Linked DNA regions of Homo sapiens: region 2 is linked to region 1. Evidence: read pairs that join two places in POLR2A ChIA-PET (ENCODE). Cell type or tissue: endothelial cell of umbilical vein. All regions are shown on one strand. Each heading gives the region's core, and the rest is flanking DNA. Links, peaks and the distances in the headings are about the cores only. Region 1 overlaps AOAH (acyloxyacyl hydrolase). Region 2 overlaps ELMO1 (engulfment and cell motility 1).

Region 1 (2,922 bases), core at 295-2,794:
ATTAAGAAAAAAATATTGTGGTTCTGAACTTGAATTTGAAGTGTCAGTATGAACTCAGATATTTTATCTTAAAGCTGACATGTGTAAATGTATATACATGTTTCCTATTTCTGTCCACTGAAAAGGCCTAGAAAGAATGGGCAACTCAAATTAGCCGGGTGCGGTGGTGGGCTCCAGTAATCCCAGCTACTCAGGAGGCTGAGGCAGGAGAATCACTTGAACAAGGGTGGGAGAGGTTGCAGTGAGCCAAGATGGAGCCACTGCACTCCAGCCTGAGCAACAGAGCAAGACTCTGTCTCAAAAAGAAAAAAAAAAAGAGTGGCCAACTCAGTAACAATGAACATTCCTAAGCATCTGGTTTGTGGTGTTGAAACATTATTTCTCACTAAAAGAAACCAGGGCTTTTAAGAGAAATGACTGATTTCAAGCCTCAGGCTTGATATGTACCAGATAGGGCTGGAACACTTTGTCATACCAGTTAGTGAGGAAACTATCGAAGGTTACTGAGGCTCATGTGCAAAGGACTTGAGTCAGCTTGAAGGAGGTGCCACTGGTCAAAGCTCGATGGGATCATCTGAGCTTCAAAAGGATAATAATTGCACTTGACTGAAACCCATCAGGTGTGTTTAAGTTCATAAGTTTATCATGATATTTTAAGGAAAAACTAACTGCTTGCTGTGAGATGATAACAGAAAACCAATGCACTACCTTGAAAACTGATACAAGAAAAGAATCAAGCATTTATCCTGCCTTTCCTAGATGCCTTTCCACTAAGTACTGTGGGAAAAATGTTTCTAAAATATGATGTGAGAAGTGTCCATTATATGTCAATTAATAAATAAGAAATAATAGATAAGAATATCACAGTTTTAAAACCCAAATAAATTAATAGATCTCATCATTGAACATCGACAGCTGCGACCATCACCAAAAGAAAGTCCTGGCACAGTGGCTCACAACACACCTGTCATCTCAGCGCTTTGGGAGGCCAAGATGGACAGATTACTTGAGGCTAGGAGTTAGAGACCAGCCTTGGCAACACAGAGAGACCCTGTCTCAGCAAAAAAATTTAAAATTAGCTGGTGCTGGTGTGATGCTGTGAGCCTGTAGTCTTAGATCCTTGGGAGGCTGAAGCAGGAGGATCTCATGAGCCCGGGAGGTCAAGGCTGCAGTGAGCAGTTCACCCTGGGCGACAGACTGAGACCTTGTCTCAAAAAAAAAAAAAAAAAAAAAAAAAAAAAAAAAGAAGAAGAAGAAGAAGAAGAAGAAGAGAGAAAAGAAAACATGAAAGATAAAAGCACCTATGGCGGCCTCCTGATGAAGGAAAACAATATCATTTATAGGCTTGTCAAAGAAATCAGATTGGAATAGGATCAAACCTCTGATCAAGCTGCCAATTTTCAGGAAATACAGAGCACAGAGAAACATACTCAATTATACTAAAGGAATGCAATCAACACCATCCAGACTGTGGGAAACTCTACAGGTCAAATTCCACAACTAAGTGATAAGAAAAAGGAAGGGGTGGAAAGGAAACTTATAGATTAAAATAGACTCAAAAGACACATCAAACATTTAAATACCGGGCAAGGTTACGATATCTAGGGATGCTCACTGAGTGATAAAGCTATAAATAAAATAATTTTACCATAAAAATCAGCACATTGAGCTTTTTGCAGGGGGAGGATGGGATGGAGCATGTGGATGGGACTTCAGGGGAGGCCACTGATCTGTTCTTTCTTGACCCAGGCTATGTTTCCTAGGGCATTCATCTTTCAGTAACGGATGAAGCTATACATTTGCTTTGCGTGGTTTTCTACAGTTGTCTTGTTTTTACAAAGAAAAACCAAAAACATTACTGGCAAAACAATATTACACATTATTCATGAATCCATACAAGTGAATGTGTAAATATAAAATCTGATGAGAATGATACCCATTAAGTTCATGTGAAGGGTTCCTTCTAGGGAGGTGGGGCAGGGGAGAATGGAACTGGAAGAAGGGAAAGCTGAAGTTTAGCTGCCATGTTTTAACTTCACAAAAGAAAGATGTAATTATGATGTGAATATTTTAAAATCTTAATGGTCCATTTGGGACATTCTAAACACTTGTGTTTGTGTATTATCCTCTCCCAGTCTTTGTTTTTGAATTCTAAACATTTTAGCCTGTGAATGCATATTATGACTAAACGGAACAACTTCTCTGAAAAGACTTTGATGCTATTGGCACAGCATACTGTGTCAATCAAAGATACAATTGCCATTATTCCAACTACCTTACTTAACAGAAAAAATAATGTAGGCACCCTAGATGAATTAGTTCCCATTAAGTGAATAAAAATTTGACTGTCAAAGAAGTTTATTCATTACGACTGTTCAAGTAACAGTATTCTATAATGGAAATATGATTAATATTTTATTTCTACTAATATTGAAAAAGAAATATGCAACTTGCTTGAACCACCAATCAGTTTCTACCTTTGGTGGATGTATAAGGTATTTTATTGAGATCTAGTTTAAATTAATGAAATGTTCTAGATTATTTTCCCATTTGAAATTTTGAGATCAGTTGTCCTCTCAACCCAAAGTTCTGTGTTGGTAGGGCTAGGTGTACATCTTGGTATGTGAATGTTGGTCAAGTTAACACAAAATTATTGGAAGTTATTCATTATTTTGACTTCTTAGTACTTAAGGCAATGATCAGTAAGTAGGCAAATTATTATTAATGTAACACATCAAACAACAATTGGCCATTCAACATTTTATTCCCTAAGGGTCCACAGCAATTTCATTGTGCCATGATGGAAAATGAATGTCAGGGAGAAGTTGCCCAGAGCATTTTTTTTTGGTTTTAATTTCTATAAGCCCCACAAGAATATCAACCCACAGAAATAGCATAATCAGATTCTTCTCTGTAAGTGTG
Region 2 (2,922 bases), core at 229-2,728, 590 kb after region 1:
TTTACACCGTGTTAGCCAGGATGGTCTTGATCTCCTGACCTGGTGATCCGCCTGCCTCGGCCTCCCAAAGTGCTGGGATTACAGGCGTGAGCCACTGCACCCGGCTGCTCCCATCTTTTAATAGTGCCTCTTACACTGGCTTTCACATCTTTCCATTCACTGAGCTGGGAATGTGAGGATCATTATCTCAAGAACACAAATTCCATTCTTCCTGATGACAAGTCACGCTAAGTTTCTTTTGGGATGCTGAAAAACTTCACTCTGCCTAACATCTAAGCCTTCTCTCAAGGAGTGACTTAGATTGCGGAATTTTTGTTCATAAATCCACAGCAGTAAAAAAATGAAACTAACTCCTTCTTTGGCTTAGAGAAGGCTTTGATTAAAAAGCTGTCTTTTAGACTCTAAAATGAAATAAAAGGCAAGGTCTACTTTTTCTGTCCAGCAAGCAGATGATGACTTTTAGCAGGATAATCAGAAACTACAAAAAACACATAAAACAATGGTGTAAAGGTCAAATTAACATTCATTCATGCTGACTTGAGTAAGAAGACCAATGCAAAGTCAGACGAAAACGCCTCAGCTCATCATGTAGCCACTGAAAAATGAGTAGATTATAATCTCCATTAAGTAGCAAAGCAGGCATCAAAGACAGTTCAGCCAACTGTAGCAACTCACTCCATTGAGCTCATCACTGTTTTTAGGTTCAGGATGTTATTGGGCAAAATGTTTAGGAGTTTCTAAGCCACACTAATGTAATTTTCAACAATAAGGATTTATGGTAGTTACAGTACCCACAGCTTAATTTTAGCCAGATGCTTTTCCCAATTTTTAAATTTATTTTTAGTCTACCACATGGCTTCAGTGGAAACTGAAAATGATAGTTAGACACAGTTTTCATCACATATGCAGAGTGAAAATAGTAACACTTGGTGTATTTGGGGCAGATAATTTTTTAGGAAAGCAATGAAATGCACTGTAAAATAATATAGTTAAATATGCTAATGTTACTACCTAAAGTATCTCCAAGCAAGTAGGAAAGACCAAGAAGAGAGACATCATCAGCTACAATAGTCTAAATATACTGTAGCGTCTTGTTTAGCAGCTTTAATTCAGAAGACTCTAAAGTTCTTATGTAGAATCAGCTGTCAATGGATCAGTGAAGTGGTCAATATTTCTAAATTATTTTTATGAATTGTCATAATAACCCATTAAAGCTACAAAATACTTAAACTCTCTCTCTCTCTCACACACACACACACACACACAGACACACACACACACACACACACTGACTTTTTCTTTTTTTTCTTTTTTTTTTTGAGATGGAGTCTCACTCTCTCACCCAGGCTGGAGTGCAGTGGCACTACCTCTGCTCACTGCAAGCTCCACCTATTAGGTTTCACGCCATTCTCCTGCCTTAGCCTCCCGAGTAGCTGGGACTACAGGCGTCCACCACCACGCCCGGCTAATTTTTTGTATTTTTAGTAGAGACAGGGTTTCACTGTGTTAGCCAAGATGGTCTTGATCTCCTGACCTCCTGATCCACCTGCCTCGGCCTCCCAAAGTGCTGGGATTACAGGCATGAGCCACCGCGCCCAGCCACACTGACTTTAAAGGAAAGTAACCGACTTTAAAGGAAAGTAACTGACTTTGGTTTTGTTTGCTTTGTTTGTTGTCTGAATTTGCTCAGATGGCATTAGGTGGATGTGTGAGTAGGTGGGTAAAACCAATTGGTACAGGTGAGTGATCCCAGCTGTAACACAGAAGTTGTTAAGATGACCTCCAAACTCAAATCTTAAAGCAGAAGTGTCCAATCTTTTGGCTTCCCTGGGCCACAGGAAGAAGAAGAATGTCTTGGGCCACACATAAAATACGCTAACGATAGCTGATGAACTAAATAAAATACAGAACAACTCATAATGTTTTGAGAAAGTTTACGAATTTGTGAATTCAAAGCTATCCTGGGCCGCAGGTTAGACAAGCTTGCCCTTCGCCTGGAATAAGGTCTTCCTCCTCTGCAGTGGGAAATCTACGGAGGGGCATTCCTGCTAATCCAGAATCTGCATGTCAGGACATTCTGGAAGCCTTTTGCTTTGCACTAAAGTCAACCTCAAAAATTAATATCCCACAATCACATATAGCAGAAACGCAGAGCAAAGAGTTTGCTGGAAGTCAGAAGCTAAGATCAACTTACTGGAGATGTGGTTAATCGAAGGATAGTGCCATTTTTTATCTCATTGCGGTTCTGGAAAAGAAGAAAAAATCTTTGTAAATTTTCAAGTAGAAGCTTGGTAAAGAAGAGAACAAAGGCAAATATAATCTAGCAGATATAACAGGCATTCAGTTTATTCTCACTTGAATAATTTTTAATTATTTCTATAAAGGCTGTTAACTTTCTATCTGACAATATTCAGTACAAAGGAAGTGAATACAAACCCAAAGAAAAGGAATATGGGTCCCAAGTATAGCAAACAAAAAAAGTAATTTTAAAAGGTTATTAAGGGCATATGACCTGACTCCTACATTTCTACAATTCCTGACTCCTACGATTGCACTCCTACATATTTACTCAAGGGAAGTGAAAGCATATGTCCACACAAAAATTTGTGCACTAATGTTCACAGAAACATTATCTATAATAGCCAAAACGTAGAAACAATACATATGTCCATTACTTGATAAATGGATAAGCAAAATGTGGTCTATCCGTTCCACAGAAAATTAGTAAGTCATAAAAAAGGAATGAAGGGCCAGGCGTGGTGGCTCACACCTGTAATCCCAGCACTTTGGAAGGCCGAAGCAGGTGGATCACCTGAGGTCAGGAGTTTGAGACCAGCTTGGCCAGTATGGCGAAACCCCGTCTCTAATAAAAATACAAAAAGAAAAAATTAGCCAGGCATAGTGGCAGGCGCCTGTAATCCC

The links. ChIA-PET counts read pairs that join two places held together with the same protein. Peaks named below come from ENCODE experiments on the same cell type or tissue, not always from the same donor. Only the 100,000 strongest peaks of a DNase experiment are listed, where the experiment ranks them.
Region 2: POLR2A ChIA-PET joins it to region 1 with 12 read pairs; 3 of 35 experiments call an interaction of 5 or more read pairs at or near these places.

Annotation. Positions count from the first base shown.
Region 1 is chr7:36,683,695-36,686,616 of GRCh38, forward strand. The region is part of intron 2 of AOAH (acyloxyacyl hydrolase); the gene reads right to left. Among named protein-coding and RNA genes, the nearest start is that of AOAH, 39 kb to the right of the region's middle. In endothelial cell of umbilical vein, for the core only: no CTCF peak of the experiment used is centred there; a DNase peak (open chromatin) is centred at 1,457.
Region 2 is chr7:37,269,638-37,272,559 of GRCh38, forward strand. It overlaps ELMO1 (engulfment and cell motility 1), which reads right to left. Exons shown (of 22, transcript NM_014800.11): 5 at 2,195-2,245. Among named protein-coding and RNA genes, the nearest start is that of ELMO1, 180 kb to the right of the region's middle. In endothelial cell of umbilical vein, for the core only: no CTCF peak of the experiment used is centred there; no DNase peak of the experiment used is centred there.